Linked DNA regions of Mus musculus: region 1 is linked to region 2. Evidence: chromatin loops called from intact Hi-C (ENCODE). Cell type or tissue: left cerebral cortex. All regions are shown on one strand. Links, peaks and the distances in the headings refer to the core of each region. The heading gives the core; the rest is flanking DNA.

What was found. Hi-C counts contacts between places; a loop is a spot of excess contacts. Peaks named below come from ENCODE experiments on the same cell type or tissue, not always from the same donor. Only the 100,000 strongest peaks of a DNase experiment are listed, where the experiment ranks them.
Region 1: a loop joins it to region 2, with 2.7 times the contacts of the local background. A loop is called at or near these places in 5 of 42 quality-filtered maps.

The regions. Positions count from the first base shown.
Region 1 is chr19:10,054,809-10,063,263 of GRCm38, forward strand. Fads3 (fatty acid desaturase 3) reads left to right here. Exons shown (of 12, transcript NM_021890.3): 7 at 299-375; 8 at 789-886; 9 at 1,183-1,279; 10 at 1,409-1,488; 11 at 1,617-1,742; 12 at 3,077-4,863. The coding sequence ends at 3,128. It overlaps Fads2 (fatty acid desaturase 2), which reads right to left. Exons shown (of 12, transcript NM_019699.2): 12 at 7,957-8,455. Among named protein-coding and RNA genes, the nearest start is that of Gm29917, 11 kb to the left of the region's middle. In left cerebral cortex, for the core only: CTCF peaks have their summits at 1,207 and 5,233; a DNase peak (open chromatin) is centred at 5,177; H3K27ac peaks cover 366 bases.
Region 2 is chr19:10,194,186-10,202,640 of GRCm38, forward strand. Fads1 (fatty acid desaturase 1) reads left to right here. Exons shown (of 12, transcript NM_146094.2): 10 at 133-212; 11 at 304-429; 12 at 686-2,689. The coding sequence ends at 737. It overlaps Fen1 (flap structure specific endonuclease 1), which reads right to left. Exons shown (of 3, transcript NM_007999.6): 3 at 4,947-6,912. The coding sequence starts at 6,893. The coding sequence ends at 5,751. Among named protein-coding and RNA genes, the nearest start is that of Tmem258, 5.8 kb to the right of the region's middle. In left cerebral cortex, for the core only: a CTCF peak has its summit at 4,806 (motif pointing left); a DNase peak (open chromatin) is centred at 4,797.

The DNA.
Region 1 (8,455 bases), core at 272-8,271, 140 kb before region 2:
AGGGTTGTCCGGAGTCCTAGAGTATTTTGTAATTGCCTCTGCAAACAGGGACAGGGTAGGCTCAAGGGCAGGAATGTGTAAGGCTGGTTCCTTACCTACACAAGGGACAAGGGAGGTGGGAGATGGCCAAGAGCCAGGCAGCAAGGGACTGAATATGAATAGGGCCTTGTGGGAGCTGTGAGCTCAGCTCAGTGTGAGGTGAGCACTTATAACCTATGGGTGTTCCTCCTCTTCTCCACCCACACCACTTGGGTAACCCATCCCTGTTCCCCCATGCCCTTGTGTTCCCTTCTTGCAGTTGGCCCTCCGCTGCTCACCTTGGTGAACTTTGAAGTTGAAAATCTGGCGTACATGCTGGTGTGCATGCAGTGGACGGTGAGTAGGTACTGCTCAGGACCCCAGGCATGTAGCTTTCTGGGAGAGTGCTTCAGGCGAGAGCACTCTCCATCCCTGAGGGTGAATGAGTGTATGTGTGTGCATTGATGTGATTTGTATGCACTGTGGAAGAGCCCTCCTGGCCCCCCCTGGGTAGAATCACTGGATTGACTGACAAGCATCTGTGTCCCAGGCACAGGCTACCCTAATGCACCCTTCAAGGTCACTGCCACGGTCAGTCCTACCTGGTGATAAGGTGTGGACCCCTGTTCTTTTACTCAGCCATAGTAGCAGAAGCCCATTGAGGGGCAGAACCCTGAAGCAAATGAGTTGAATGAGCCCAGCCCTTCCTCCTGCCTCCCAGGTCCCCAGCCCATGGAGGCTACTCAACACTGCCTCTATCCTCCTCGCAGGACTTGCTGTGGGCTGCCAGTTTCTACTCCCGCTTTTTCTTGTCCTACTCTCCCTTCTATGGTGCCACTGGGACACTGCTCCTCTTTGTTGCTGTCAGGTATGCCCAGACTCAGAGTGACGGGGAGTTGGGAGGTCTCACACAGGTGGCAGGGGACCTCGACCACAGCCCTCCTTGTTCAGTCTGTTGTCCCTCTGCAGGATGGGTGGCAGCACCACCTCTTCAGGTGCCTGCTGTACATAATCAAACACTAGCAGAGCGGCCAGACCCTGGGGCTGGCAGGTCTGAGGAAACAAGCTCGGCTTGGCCGCGGCTCTGTGGGTGACCCTCTTGAGAAAGGTTGGCATGGGCTTAGCCTAACTAAGGACGCTGTAGTACTGAAGCCTTCCTCACAGGGTGCTGGAGAGCCACTGGTTCGTGTGGATCACGCAGATGAACCACATCCCCAAGGAGATTGGCCATGAAAAGCATCGGGACTGGGCAAGCTCTCAGGTAGGAACTGGAGAGCCTGGTGGGAGGATATGCTAGCCGGGGAGGGACCAGGCCCTGCTGAGGCTGCCAGGTGGTGGGGTCAAGGTTCTAAGCCAGCGTCTCTCCCTTGCACCTCTCCTGACCCTGCAGCTGGCAGCCACCTGCAATGTGGAACCTTCGCTCTTCATTGACTGGTTCAGCGGGCACCTCAATTTCCAGATTGAGCACCAGTGAGTGTGGCCTGGAGGGCTTGCTGGGTGAGACCAAAGCCAGGGCTCAGGACTCCCCTCTGAGGGATCCCTGGAAGATGAGGTGAGGCATGGTTCAGCTCCCTACTCAGATCTGCCTGCCTTTCCAGCCTCTTCCCCACGATGCCAAGGCACAACTACCGGAGGGTGGCCCCCCTGGTCAAGGCGTTCTGCGCCAAGCACGGCCTACACTACGAGGTGAAGCCTTTCCTCACCGCTCTGGTGGATATCATCGGGTAAGGCTGTACCTGGGCCCCTCAGGCTGCATGTACTAGTCTCTTCGAAGGCTCCATGCTTACTCCTGTACTGATCTTCTGTACGCCTGCCCTCAGAGGGGGCCCTTCCTAAGAACTGACTTCCTAGAGCTTTCCTGATTAGCCAGTGCTCTCCTTTCCCCACAGCATGGAGGACTTACTCATGCAGTTTTACAAATATGGCAGTGAGTCAGACAGTCTGAGATGTTCCTGTGTCCTGGGAGCTGGAGCCTATGTTCTAGTTGAAACAGAAAGCAAGCACTGTAGGGCTGGGGAGAGGGGTCAGTGGGTAAAGTGCTTTCCTTGTAATTGATGAGGACCTGAGTTCGAATCCCCAGCACCCATGTAAAAATCCAGGAATGGTGGCATGTGCCAGTACTGTCATCCCAGGACCGGAAGGCAGAAATAGGGATTCCTGGGACTTACTGGCCAGTGAGCTTTAGGTTGAGTGAGAGACAAACACACATAAACACACATTGAGTGGGACGAGAAGGAATGTTAGTGGTTAGCCAAGGAGCACATGACAGAGCGTGAGAACCTTTTTAATAACACAATGAGAATGAAAACCTAGTCTGGAGGCAGGAGAGGGGATGCAGAGGGCAGGTAGAGTGTGGTATTGTTTATGGCATAGCAGGTGTAAAGTATGGCAAAGGTGATGTGTAAGCAGAGGCGAGAAGCAGGGAGACAACTGGCCACTGGGTAGAGGGCACCTAGCTGAAGAGTATTCCAGATAGAGGCCCTGGGACAGGAGTGTGCTGATTTGTGGGAGGGCCACTAAGTGGAGGAGAGACCACCTGGCTTTCAAATGTGGCAAAGATGCCCTAAATGGACATGCATTCTGAGCAAGGGTGAAAGCAGAAATGGTAAAGCTAAAGTGCCTGTACTTGTCCGGGCTCAGTTCCCAGAAGTAGCCTTGGAAGTGGGAACAGAGGTTGGATACTCGACCTGCAGACACCTATATAGTGTTCTTTTCCTGGCCTCAGTACTTGTCTTTGGCATCCTGATGGAGCAGCTTCTGTGTCCCACATTTTTGGGTTGCAGAGTCCAACAGGGAGAGGCAACAGGGTGAACGATGGCCAGGCCCACTGAGGCTCACAACTGGACTTGGCCACCTGCCACTCACCTCCTTGTTGCAGTCCAGATTCCACTCTGGTTAATGAGTACCTGGCCTCACACAGCTGCCTGTCCCGAGCAGGGAGGGGGGCGCGCGGGGCGGGGGACTCACAAGAATGTCTTCACTCTAACACTCCTTATGGGACACAGGGGGATACTAATACCTCCCAGTTGAGTCTCTGATCCCCATCCCCACCTCTCAGGTCCCTGAAGAAGTCTGGCGACATCTGGCTGGATGCATACCTCCATCAATGAAGGCAGCACCCTTATGGGTGGTGAAGGGGTAAGGGTCCAGACTCCAGCAGTCACCGAGTCACTGGGCAAGATTGACAGTCATCCTCACCCCCTGCTGGGGCAGCCTGTCTGCCCGCCTGGTCCTGCTGGCTTTCCTCAGTCCTCAGCATTTTCTGGTCAGCAATCCTATGGCCATGGCACATGTCCAACAGGACCAGGGTGGAGGGAACATACTTAAAATGACACGGTGAGCATAGCATGTTTTCCTAGAGCAAGAACTGGAAGGAAAACTTGTTATTTTTATATAAAAAGCAACCCAGACACATGGAGCCAAGTGTTGGACTTTCATGAATTTTGGAGCCAAATCTGCTTCAGACTTGGTGGAAGGGCCATCATTGTGGAGCTGGGATGGAATGTAAGGAGTTCCTCTCCACCCTGGGTGCTCTGGGTCATGGAGGCAACAGCTACTCTACCCCATGGTTTGTTCCTACACTGAGCAGCATCCCGGGGGGAGTTATGTACTCAAGAGCCTATGGTTAAGGATCACATCTGCAGGAGCCTCTGGATTATGGGATGGGAAAGCCTATATATCTATACTGGCTTTCTACAGCCCTCTATGCAGGAGAGCCCAGTAGTGGGAGCTCTGCTACACTGGGTATTGCATAACAGTTGTGCTGAATATGCAGTGACTCAAGTGTGGCCATTCTGTCCCTAAGTCCTTTAAATATAAGGACTATTTCTTGAGCAGGAACTAACCTCTCACTTGGCCTCAGGATCTTCATCTGGACAATGGGTACAGTTGACAGTTGACTGCACTATCAACCTTTGAACAGCTCAAGGCAGAAGTTTTGCTTTATCTTGATTCTCTCCCCAAAGTGTTAAGGATGCTCCCTTCAAGCTAAGCACTGCAATCTGGGAAGGCACCCCTTCCCTAGTGCTTTACATCCAACTCAGTGCTGTAGGCATGCTAGGCAAGTACTCTACTACTGTCCTAAACCCAAGTTTGGTGAGAGAGGAGAGGGGACAGTGGACTCTGTCAGCCCCAGCACCGACACCCCATGGCTCCAAGCTGGGCTACAGATCTTTAAAGAGGTCTCAGAAGCTTTAGGCTGTAGCAATCCCAGCAGAAATGCTAAACTGGGCATCTCCTGTAGGAGCTGAGGCCTCATCACCAGCTGTGGGGACTACCCCACCCTCTCTCCACTCCCTGTGGCCTCCTTGCCTAGGGGAGTACCAGTGAAGCCTCCTGGATAAAGCGAGGGAAGGAGAGGTCCCATCGCGTCTGGGTACCTCCCTTGCTCTGTTCCATTCAGCTCTCCCTTCCCTGGGATTAGGTGGATGGGGCTAAGTCACGTGTCTGCTAGGACTTAAGGCTGCTTGACCTCAAGGAAGGAATTCAAGCTCTTAAATCCAAAGTAAATCCAAAGTGTCGCTTTCAACGCGATGAGAAATAAAAAGGATGCCCTAGAAAGGCTTGCGCCAAAAGGCAGAAATGTATTTAAAAGCTTTATGCGTATGACCCCATGCCTCTGGGCTAAACTGTTTTGTTCTCTGAGACAAGCCCTTTGCTTTCTCTGGACTTTATTTTCTTCCTCAGGTAAGGGCTGAAGATCCCTTGAAAGCTACTTCTAAGCCCTGTTATATATACTTGTAGTCCAAGGTACTTAACAGAAGGATCACAAGTTCAAAGGCAGCCAAGGCGACTTATTAAAATCCTGTTTGAGATGATAATAAATATTTTAAGGGTCTGGGGATGTAACTCAGTAGGAAGTCTTCTAGCATGTGTTCGCCGAGTCAAGCTCTAACACACACACACCACTACTTCTTGCCTCAAAAGCAAATTTCTTATACCCAGAGTGTATCACACCATCTTTCTGTACTTCCGTTCCCTGCAGAAGTCCCCTTTCCTATCCAAACTTTGATGATCCTAGTCCCACATAGATATGGCATTCCCTCAGCATACTGTCTGAAAGCACTTGGTCTCCACTCTGGCAAAGTCAGATTTCTGTTGGTGTCTCTGACGTGCTTAGAGATGTGTCTTGCTCAGAGGAAATCACCCAGCCTGCAGCACCATCCACGGGTATCCACATGACTGACTGCAGCTTGGACTGTGTTTCATGCTGCCCCTAGTGGTAGCCATGGGGAATGTGCTCTTTCCCTCCAAATCCAGAGTTATCCAATAAAATACCCTGCAGAGACCCCTGCCTTTAGGTCTCTTCCTTCTACCCAGAGCCCATTACTGATAGGTCATTTTTGTCCCACCTTCCCCTGTCATCTATGCTATAGCTCCTGGCAGTGGGTCACCTCCACTCACCTGAGTCCGTCTTCCTGTAGAGATCACAGACCACACTTATCAAGAGGACAGGAAAAGGCCATGGTAGTACCTTTGAAAGACCCCACTGTCTCCCTTTCTATTTTCTGTCCAACAGTCCTGAATCCAGAAAGAAAGGTTCCAGAGGGAAGTCACGGCTTGTTTGTCCTTTCGGTCAACCAATAGCTAAGAGACTCCAGTGGCCAGCTCCCACGAACCAGCCTCTGCCTTTGTGGGTGCGGCTGGCGGTGGGGAGATAAAGGCCTTGCGAAAGAACGATGTGTAAACATACTTTGTCCTTAAAACATACTGTGTTCTTAAAGACACCAGTACTTTCCAAGCCCTGTTTCCTGTTACTAGCTCCCTTTAGGCATTATTAGCTCTTGAACCAAATGGTTTGAAGCAAAACCCAATTAAGTGCCTTCCAAGTCCCCACCCCACCCCCACCCCCCCACCCCCAAAAAAAAGAAAGAAAAAAAGAAAAAGGCTTGATTCTGGCAGGAGGCAGTGGAGCCACTGTGAAGTCCTGAGACACTGGGCAATTTTATGTTTCATTTATCTGTGAACCCAGTCTGCCTAGAAATGCGCAGTCCTGTCAGTCAAAAGAACACCAGTGTCCAGATCGTACAGCAAGTCTTTTCCTCCAGCCCATTCGCAGGTCACCAGATGACCTGCTGGGACCCACTGCTGTGTGATCTATCTCACAGCAGCAGCTGTCCTCTGAACAGTACTTTCCAAGCCAGCTGAGCCGCAAGAGGCCCAAGGTATGGTTTCCCAAGTGGCTGTAATCTCCTTCTGTTCCATGACCTTCTTGCCTGAGGCCTTCTCCTCCCTCCCAGTGGCCCCGAGGGCTCCTCCAGCTATACACACAGACAGACACGTACAGAAACCTCTGGGCTTCCAGTTATACACACAGATAGACACGCACAGATGTTCAGGCTGCTCCAACAGCCCCAGAGAAGCCTCTGAGTCTGCTGTCTGGCATAAGCTCATACTACCTCAAAGATAGTAGGGGTTTTGTTTTCAATAGCACCTCATTCCTGATCATCTCTTTCACCTGAACTAACTGCCCCACTGCCTGCCTCTACCCCTGGGGCCAGCCTCCCGTACAATATGACATTTGGTATGATGGGGTAAAGGGGAAGAGATGGCCCAGCCAACTGGTATTCCCCATGTATGCTCTGATTCTTCTGCTGACACTGTGCTGCCTCAGGGTGAGTATCTTCCCCTCTCTGGTGTCAGCTTCTTGGCCTGTGAGATGTTAGGGTTTCATTAGGCTGGGCTTTTAAATATTAGAGAAGTCCATGACTTGTTAGGGGACAGAACCCACCCCACAACTTTGGGGATATTGGCCAATAGCCTCAGTTGAGCACTGTAACAAGAGAGGAGCTATTCATGTAGAGAGCAGGGATGTATGTCTTCTGCTCTGGACCTTAGGTAGCGCTCAAGGCAGAAGCTAGGAGTGTATATGAGAAAACACAAGCTCATGGATGTGAGCCTAAATTTACCTTCACATCTGAGACACCTATCCCTGCCGGGTTCCCTTCAGTCACCCTCCCACTCCCCAGATCTCTGGGTGTCAGCTGCCATAGACCCCACATTCACAGTTGGCAGGGTTTGGCCTGAGGCATTCTGGGTATTGGGGGGCCAGGTCCTGCCCAAGCAGCAAGTGGAAGACAAACATAGGTAAGTTCTGAAGGTGTGTTCAAACAAGTCTGCCATCACCAAAGTCTCCAGGGGGCTTATCAGTCAGGTGAAGCCAAGGCTCTTGGAGACTGACAGAAATCAGCCTTGGAGGCATTCTATCCCATGATTTCTTTTCCTCAAGGAGGAAACTGTGGCAGTGAGTACCCTGGAGATGAGGTGGAGGAAGACTCACGCAGGGCCACTCAGAGGATCAGTGACAATGTCTGCCATCCCAAGCCTTGTACTAGTTACAGTGTGGTCACTGGGAATCACCCCCCACAGACTTCCTACTATCCCTCCATACTTATATGGATAGGTTCTGGTCACCTATGGAGATGAGATCTTTGCTGGAGCACTCCCCAACCTTGCTGGGAGCAGCTACAAGGCCAACAGAAACCTCGGGAGTATTGGCCACCCCATGCCTGATGGCTCTTCTGACACCTCTGGAGTGACATGGCCCTTTGAGCCTGTTCCGAGATGGATGCAGCATGGGTCCAATTGCAAGGTGAATTGGGCAGGTACCTCAGGTGCAGATGACTCTGGCTTCCCAGGCTGGAGGTCAGACCAGGGCGTAGGAACTGTAACCAGGGCTGGAACGATATAGACCTTCCCTAGGCTGTAGAGACTCCACATGGGCACAGCAACACAAAATAAAAGCCTCAGTCTCCAGACCCGTCACCGTCCTCTTAGAGAGAGGACCAGGGAGGGTTCTGTTCACCACTCGCCTTAACAGTCAGGCCCTGCTCTTGTGGGGCAGCACCGCCCTTCCTCCCAGACCCTGCATTACCACACCTGTGACATCAGCATACAGGAACACTAGCCATCCATTGATCTTGCTGAACTACAGGCAAGTGAGAATAAAATTACTTTTTTTTTTTTATTTCCCAAAAAAGTAGAGGCGGGGAACAAGATGATACAAATGACTGCCATCTCCTATGGGTTCTCTGCCTCTGTGGAACAATACCAACTGGTCTCTCTTGGCTCATGGAGTCCTAGAGGGCTTGCCCTGTGCAGGCCCAGCCTTTTCCTCCAGTTTACATATTGGTTGGTTAGTCCAGTTAGACCTCAGAATGACATAGCGTGGGTCCCCTCCTGCTATAGCCGACGTCCCCCCTCCCACCTGCCCTCACATTTCCCTCATGCCCTCAGCCTCCTCTTCCCTCTACACTCCTGCTTGAGCCTCACTGGGTACCCCCAACAGCCCTCCTGAGACCTCACACCCTACCCTGTTTTTCCTGCCTTTCTGATAGCAGCAACCTCAAGCCACAGCGTATACTGTGGCCTTGAAGGCGAAGCCTAGCTCTACCTGAAGGGCAAGGGACATCTAGTAAAGATGGATTGTCCTAAGACC
Region 2 (8,455 bases), core at 410-8,409:
AAACCTTGTTATCTTGAGACTTCTCCCACTGAGGGGGTGACCAGAGATAGGGGAATAGTTCCACACAGCCTCCCCAGGGAAGACCCAGCACTCTGACATGGAGACCTGCCCTCCCTCTACTTTCTCCCCCAGCTGCAGGCAACCTGCAACGTTCACCAATCAGCCTTCAACAACTGGTTCAGTGGCCACCTAAATTTCCAGATTGAACACCAGTGAGTAGAGAGACCTAGGAAACAGGGGTGGTGCAAAGGCGGGGAATGGATAGGGAAGCAGAAGCCACTGACTACTCTGCTGTCCCCAAAGCCTCTTCCCCACCATGCCGCGGCACAACTACCACAAGGTGGCACCCCTAGTACAATCCCTGTGCGCCAAGTACGGCATCAAGTATGAGTCCAAGCCCCTGCTCACAGCCTTCGCGGACATTGTTTAGTGAGTATGAGCCTGGGAAGCTGGCAGTGAGGAGGAAAGCCACGGTGATGGGCATGCGGCCTGCGGTGGGGTGGGGAGTCACAGGAAAGATTCCTGGTCATCAGCAATGGCACCGCCAGGCCAATGGCACGGTGTGTTGGTCCATGACCAGCCCGACTTCCTCTAAGCAAGTGGGTAAAGCCTCTGAGGGGAAGGGGACCTATCTGCAGGTGAGTGGCTCAGCCTCCCTCACTATCTGCTCCTATTGTCCCTATAGCTCCCTGAAGGAGTCAGGGCAACTCTGGTTGGACGCTTACCTTCACCAATAGCAGCAGCAGACCTCCATATGGAGGAGGAAGAGGACACCTGGAGCCAAAGCAGGAGTTGGAGGGACAATGCCACTATGAATCTAATGTTTAAAAGGTTAGGGAACATGGATATTCGTACTCACATCTGCGCCCCTCCCCCTTGCCTTCTGGGTACCAAACTTGAGGGAGGGGAGAGCTGTTGAAGCAGGAATTCAAAACTGTTATTTCTTCTACTTTGGCAGGGGAGGGGGACAAATGGTGGTACCTACAGAGCTCTGCATGAAGTAGGGACCCCACACTAGATAACCCCTCTTGTAAAGTATGAGCCCATCTCACTGGGCTATCTGACTCTCCACCCTCCTTGTTAGTCTCTGAGGAACAGTGCAACTCCTTCGAACATGATTTAGAAAGAGGGCATTCATGCATAGAATTCTGAGGCCTGGCACAACTCCCTGCCCAGGAGCACAGCTTGCTGCTGAGGGCTGGGTGTGACCGTGTCTGCCTCTGGCTGCTGGGAGAAGCTGTTTTTCAGTTTCAGAAGCAGGCAGGACAAAGGCCAGGACTGTGGTTTGGGAGGCATTTGGCCCTGGAAGGTCCTGGCACACGCAATTCTTGGGTCTCATTCCATCCAGGTTCCAGAGAGAACATTAGATCTTAGCTCTTGACAAAACGGATGGCAGATACTGGCCTTTGAAACTCTGTTGATTCATCTCTTCTAATCGGTCCCCAAGGAGAAAGAACATAAACAAAGAGTGAGGTCTTCCCTCCCACTGAACACTATTCCCATAGTTTCCTTTTGCTCCCCAGCCTGTAATTCTAAGTTCAACAAAACAGTTGTCAACAAAAGTGACTGAGGCTTCCACCAGAGTGCCAGGGCTCTGTGCAGACTCAGAATCCCTGTTCCCTATGTCACGTTCCAGCATTGTATAGCACAGTTCCATGTCACAAACAGGAAGGTTAGAAACACTAAGGTCTGTGAACATCACTGCTGCAGCGAGGCAGCTCCTCTGTCTACTCGTTCAAGTGTCTTACTCTACTGGATGCTGGATAGAAATTTAGGGTAACTTCTGACAAAGTGTGCCGGTCTAACAATAAAATAGGGTTTTGTAATCTTCTGGTTGGTAAAAGATATGTTCCGGAGAATATAGGAACATGCCCGGAGAGACCTAACCTGTATGTCCACTTTCATGCTCTTGTTCCCCAAACCCCTGGGCATTGTTGTCTGCTCAAGAGATTCTACTGGAAGCATGATGACCCACCTGTCTGGGAAGAGAAAACCTCAAGAAGGCAAAGTGCAGTGCGTGTTTGTGGTCAAGATGAGGGTGTTAAGGGATGTTGGAGTCTGGTGTAGAGACAGGCAGGTTGCAGAAAAGCACAGATCTTTGCCAGTGGTTGGCCCTGATTGAAAACCTGTTTGAAACAGACTGTGTAGGAAAAATCAGGATTAAAGAGTGCTGCCTTTATGGCTCCTTCTTCAGAATAGGTGCAGACCCCTCCCCGTGCCCGTTCCCTGCCACCCGGGGTAAGGAGGTGGCACTACCAGTCTGTCTAACCCACTCACTGGCTTTGACCTTCAACTGCCAGTCTGGGCAAATACCAGTGAGCTCTGTTGTACCAAGACCAGGTCTTCAGAGCATCTGAACCACTGTGGCCTTCTCTTCTCAGCCTTCACTGTGACACGGGGGACATTGAGTGACAAGCCTCAGAATGTTACAGAGGTAAAGTGAGGCATCTCAAATCCACTGACAGATAAGAAAACCGCGTTAGAGGGAAAGTCACCTCTGCTATTGTAGAAAGTGGCAGAATATCCAAACTTAACTCTAGCTTCCATGTCTGTCTTTATTACCTTCATCTTCCTACTTCCTGTCCCACCGGCATCTCACTTAATTGAGCCTAATGTCAGTATCTGTGTGTGCCAATGCTGTTACCACATCCTGGTGAAGCTAAAAAATAAAATTTAATTTGGACCAAAAGAATGTTGTTATTCATTTGAAATCCGCGCTGCTTGTCTGCACATGCCTACCCGATGCCCTGGTGCAGAGAAGGGGAGCTGCCTCAGCTGGTAAGGCACTTCCTATCCAAGCTGGTAAGGCACTTCCTATCCAAGTTCCGATCCCCAGGACCCATGTAAATGCCAGGGGTGGAGCTCTATAACCCAGCATTAGCAGAGGTGCATCCTTGGAGCTTGCTGGCCAACCACCTTCGGCAAATTGGTAGGCTTCAGGTTCAGTAAAAACTCAGGTGGCGTGATTAAGGGTTAAAGCAGACAGTTGCTGACCCTCTGGCCTTTTTGACATTCAAACATGCAGGAACATGTACCCACATAAATATACACAAGATCCCTGCTACTACTGCTAGGTCCCTTCCTACCTGTGAGCTCAGCTCCCTTGGGAACATGACTCACTGCCAGTTCCCTTGTATAACCTGGGCAGGACTGTGACTCCCATGTAAGGGTGGTCTGACAAGGCCAGGTTCATCCCAGTGCCCATCTGTAGAGACACTGTACTGCTGCGGTACTCCTGCCGGATCTCATAGATCTCACAGTTCAGTCTTCAACTTTCCATCTTGAATTATTTCTCCCTTCGTACCTATTTGGAATTTCAGCATGGTTTTAGCTATAAGTCTCTTTGCCAACACTGTCTCGATCAGACTGCAGAGCCATGCCTCTTAACTGCAACGCCTCTTAACTATTGAACTTCAGCTGAGTGAAACAGCAGAACATTCACAGGGCCAAGCACAAATCAGCACAATTAGAAAGGGCTACGAAGTTCAAATTTAAAAGCAAGCCAGACCTCTAAATGCTTGCCGACCACGGGATACAAGCCCCTAAAGGCCACTGCGCTCAGGCAGTGCAGCCTTGGCACTCAGCTCATTGCCACTGCACATTTAGAATCAAATTATGGAATGGTGGGGGGGGGGGGGGACAACTCAAATTTAATCTGGTAAAGTCAGTTCCACTCATCAACTGCGAGAGCAGAGAACAAAATAAGTGCTCTGCTCTCAGGATAAAACAGTGTCTACATTCACCCAAGACTTCTTTGGGAAACAGTATGAATTCAAGGCGGAATTTCTGGTCTGAGTTCCAGACCGGCCAGGGATACATAGTGAGACCCTGAGTGTATGTATGTGTGTGTTGGAGGCACAGCAGCTGGGGGTGCGAGGACAGATGACCAGGAAGGAAATTAAAAATCATTGTGCAAAGGCATGGCAGGTAAAAGATCCCTGAAAGCTGCCCTTTGACCTCCACACGCTCACCTGCCCCCACCGTATAGTGGAATTTAAAGGACTTGAAGGCCCATGCTATTAGTCTTCTACTCAAGCTGTTGTCAAGGCCTTTTCAAGTTAATTATGTGCTGTTAATAGCACAATTGTGAGATCAGAGCTCACAGGCTGGCTCCCCCACTAAGCTTTACTAGTTATAATGGCTTATCAACTTGACCATGTCTGGAAGCAACCAGAACCCGAGCAGCTGGCCCAGTCTGTGTGGAGGTAGAAAACTCACCCTAACTCTGGGCTACCCCTTCTAGTGGCAGCCCACACAAAAGGACATGGAGACTTTTGCTTCTTGCCCAGGCATCCTCTTGCTGAGACATCCCTTCTCTGGTATTAGAACCTACTTCTTCATGTAGATTGAAGATCAGTTGAGACATCCCTTGTGGACTAAACTACTGAATTCTTGACTTTCTTGTTGGATACCAATTGTTAGGCTATCGGGACCACACCCTGTAAGCCACTTTAGTGAATTTCCTTTTAACATATACATAGCTCATTCTCTGTTGTTCTCTGGGAAAACCTAAATGTATTAGTACTCAAAAACTTTCATTCTTCCCGGACACCTGAAATCTCAGTAAGAACAAGGCTTCTTTTATTTACCTACTTGTTTTATAGGTTTGTGGAGACAGGATTTGTGTAGCCCTGGCTGGATGTTATAAGATAGTTTATCTAAACTACAAGACTGTTCCAGGGGACTCCTTTATCTCACAGATGGTGGAACGTGTGAAATCCAGTCAAGCTATGCAAACTCCTAAGTACAAAAGGCTGGTGCCACCACAGCTGCTGTGGCCACCTTACATGGGCACAGCGCCACCTTGTGGTCAGTCCTAAACTAACCACTTGTTACCAGGGCAATCCCAGCCAGGCTGTAGGGGATTTTAGAGGGGGAAAGGAAACCATTATATTTATTCTACAGGAAACTAAGGCACTCAGGGTGTTTTCAAACATTCAGACACATTCTGGTCACTTTTATAATTTTATTGTTTTTTTTTTCTCTTCACATCTTTTAAAATAGAAATAGCCTATGAACAACAGTTTCTTCTCCCAAAACCTCAATTCAATTGATTGCCTCAGAAAGGCTGTCAGAACATCACTTGGAGGCACAGGTCAGTGGCACACTTAATGCCTTTGCCCTGGGGTCAATCCCCAACACTGGAGAGGGGAGAGACAAAAACAAAAAACTACAAATCAAAACTTAAACACTGCCATCTCACTCCCTGCACAACTACTGGACTCAGCAGGCAGCAAGTTCAAATTTCTGCCCACAAAAATCAGCTGGTCAGTACTAAATCTGTTGTCAGCCAGACTTCTCTCTGCTCGTCTCTTTGCAGTTCTTCCATCAGCGAATCCCAGGCTGATGGGCATCTTTCAGGGCACAGTGAAATTAGAAGGAGCAGTAGTCAGTCAGGTTCTAGTCACCTCTCCTCCACCAGCTGGCCAGCTGGGAAACTATCTCCAGCCTCGCTCCCGGCTTTATCTTCTTCTTCCTTAAGACATTGCTCGCAGTTGCACAGAACAATGACTACAGTGTCCATTAACCTGAGAAGTGGTTTGAGCCTGACATCTTTCCTGAGCTAAAAATGAGAAAAAGCAGAGCTACGGCCTTCCTGCCACAGGGTCAAGAGAGGGAAAGCTCTGAAGGGCAGCGCTGGGAAGCAATGAACTCTCCTCAAGACGAGGGACAAGAGGGATGTGCTGCAGCCGAGGGTACAAAACAGATAGACAGCCTGGGGTCAAGGACAGTGGAGGGGAAGGACAGGTTTATTTTCCCCTTCGGAACTTCCCCGCTCCCCCAGTCTTTGCTTTCTTCTTAGCAGGCCCCTTGGGTTCTGGCTCCTTGCGCTTAGCTGAGGAGAGTGAGCCTGTCACCTTGAAGAAATCATCGAGGCGTCCCTGGGTGCTGCCCTGGCGGCTCTTACTCAGCCGCTTGACCCCACTGCGAATTCGCTCTTCAGAAAACTGCTTTTCACCACACATAAATTTGACCAACTCTTCTTCATTTGGCTCGCTCCACTTCAGCTCCACAGACTCTGGGTCCAGTACTTCTGGCTCCAGGAAGAGCTGCTGGGCTTCCTTGTGGAGCCAGTTCTCTGGAACGGGGTACTTGCTGGGGTCCAGCCGCCTCACGATCTCCTCGATGCTCTTATGTTTCTGGATGAGATCCACAGCCCGCTTGGGCCCAATGCCACGGATGCTCTCGCAGTAGTCGCTACCCAGCAGGATGCACAGATCCACAAACTGCTCCTGGTTCAGACCCAGCTCCTGCAGGACGCGGCTCAGATGGAACTCTTGGATGGGCAGCTTCTTGGCCTCACTGGCAGTTAAGTGTCGCATTAGCACGGGGCTGCCAAAAGTGAGGCAGTCCATGTCCTCCGTGGCCGCAGCATAGACTTTGCCAGCCTTTGCCAGGGCAGCACAGCTGGCCTCTGCCTCGCTGGGTGCATCAAGGTAAGGGATGCCCATGAGGCTCAGCAGGTGTTTGCACTCATCATTGTGTTGCTTGGTGACCTTCACGAGCCTCTTGGTGAACTTCTCCACCTCCTCCTCCATCCCAGCCTCCTGAGCCTGCTGCAGTTGCTTCTCAGCCTCGGCGCGCCTCTCACTGCGCTTGGCCAGCTCGCCTGACTTCAGCTGTGGTGGTTTGCCATCAAAGACGTACACAGGCTTGATGCCATTCTCCATCATGCGGATGGTACGGTAGAACATGCCCATCAGGTGGCTGGTGGTCTCACCCTCCTCGTTCTGCAGCACATCCCCACCCTGACGAACAGCAATCAGGAACTGGTAGATGCTCATGGAGGCATCGATGGCCACTTTGCGACCAAAGTAGCTCTTGATGTCATTCTCACGGATGGCACTGGGGGCCACATCAGCAATTAGTTTGGCAAGGCCGTGAATTCCCATGGTAGCACAGGAGCAATGGCTAAAACAAAGAAAGAAGAGTAAGAGGAGGAACTTGGAGGATACAAAAGGAACAAAAGTTTTAAGTGGCAACATTCACCAGTCTCATGGTTCATCAAACTTAACATGAGACACAGCAGGACTCCAAGCCAGCAGAGCAGAAGAGGCAAAGGTGAACAAGATCCACCATTCTCAAGCAGGCCTCCTGACAATCAGAAGCTGTTCTGGGCGCTTCAAGGAATGAGATCTGGGATGTTCTTTTGTTTTTGTTTTTTTTTTTGGTTTTCCGAGACAGGGTTTCTTTGTGTAGCCCTGGCTGTCCTGAAACTCACTCTGTAGACCAGGCTGGCCTTGAATTCAGAAATCCGCCTGCCTCTGCCTCCTGAGTGCTGGGATTAAAGGCGTGCGCCACCACACCTGGCATGGGATGTTCTTGAATAACTTAAGGGCTCTGAATAACGCAATGGCACCATCTGTCACAGAGTGACTTCAACTTTAACCTGCATTAAGGATCACAGAAGACAGAGTGCTTGGCTCAGCTTGAAGGGCCCTGAGATCATCAAGGCAGACGTGAACCCTCAGGAGCAGGTAAGTACCAGCTATGCGAATATGACTATGTCTGATTTATTGCTTCTCCACAGATGTCTAACCGATGCAGCAGACCTGAGGGGTACACCTCTGCATAAGGACAGGTGGCCACCTCACTGCTGCTACTCTTCCCTTCCCATCTCCCTTAGCACTTGAGGGTGTTTTTATCAGGATGCCAGAGGAGTTTTAAGTCCTCCTCTTTGTACTCTCTTCCCCCCTAAGTCTGAACGCCATGACTTCCCACAGATCCTGAACTGAGGGCTGGCATGCTGGATTCACACAGTCCAATACTGCATGCACTTCTGTAGTACTTCCATCAAATCACTCCTAGGGAAGCATTTTCAAAACTACCCTCACAATTTTTGGCTCCTCCAATTGAAACATTAATTTTCCTTTTATCTAATTATTTTTCTTTAAATGGACTTTCAAGAAAAAAAAATTGGGGGTTAGGGGGCAAAAAACCTAGTTGTGAGTGATGGTGCATGCCTTTAATCCCAGCACCTGGAAGGCACAGTCAAGTGGATCTCTGAGTTCCAGGCCAGCCTAGTCTACATAGTAAGTCCCAGGCCAGCCAGAGTTACATAGTTGAGACCCTGTCTCAAAAACAAACAGAAAATTAAGTTGGGAAAGAGAATCCATTTTAAACAAAAATATCTGCATTGTGTCAGTCAAGTCATATTAATGTGTTAAATGTACAATAAAAGGATTTTCTAATATGCAATTTATTAAGGTTATCTTGCTCGCCCAATGTTAGTGTGTCCACACCATAAGAAAGTCCTGTCAAGGGCTGGTGAGATGGCTCAGTGGGTAAGAGCACCCGACTGCTCTTCCGAAGGTCCAGAGTTCAAATCCCAGCAACCACATGGTGGCTCACAACCATCTGTAACGAGATCTGATTCCCTCTTCTGGAGTGTCTGAAGACAGCTACAATGTACTTACATATAATAAATAAATAAATCTTAAAAAAAAAAAAAAAA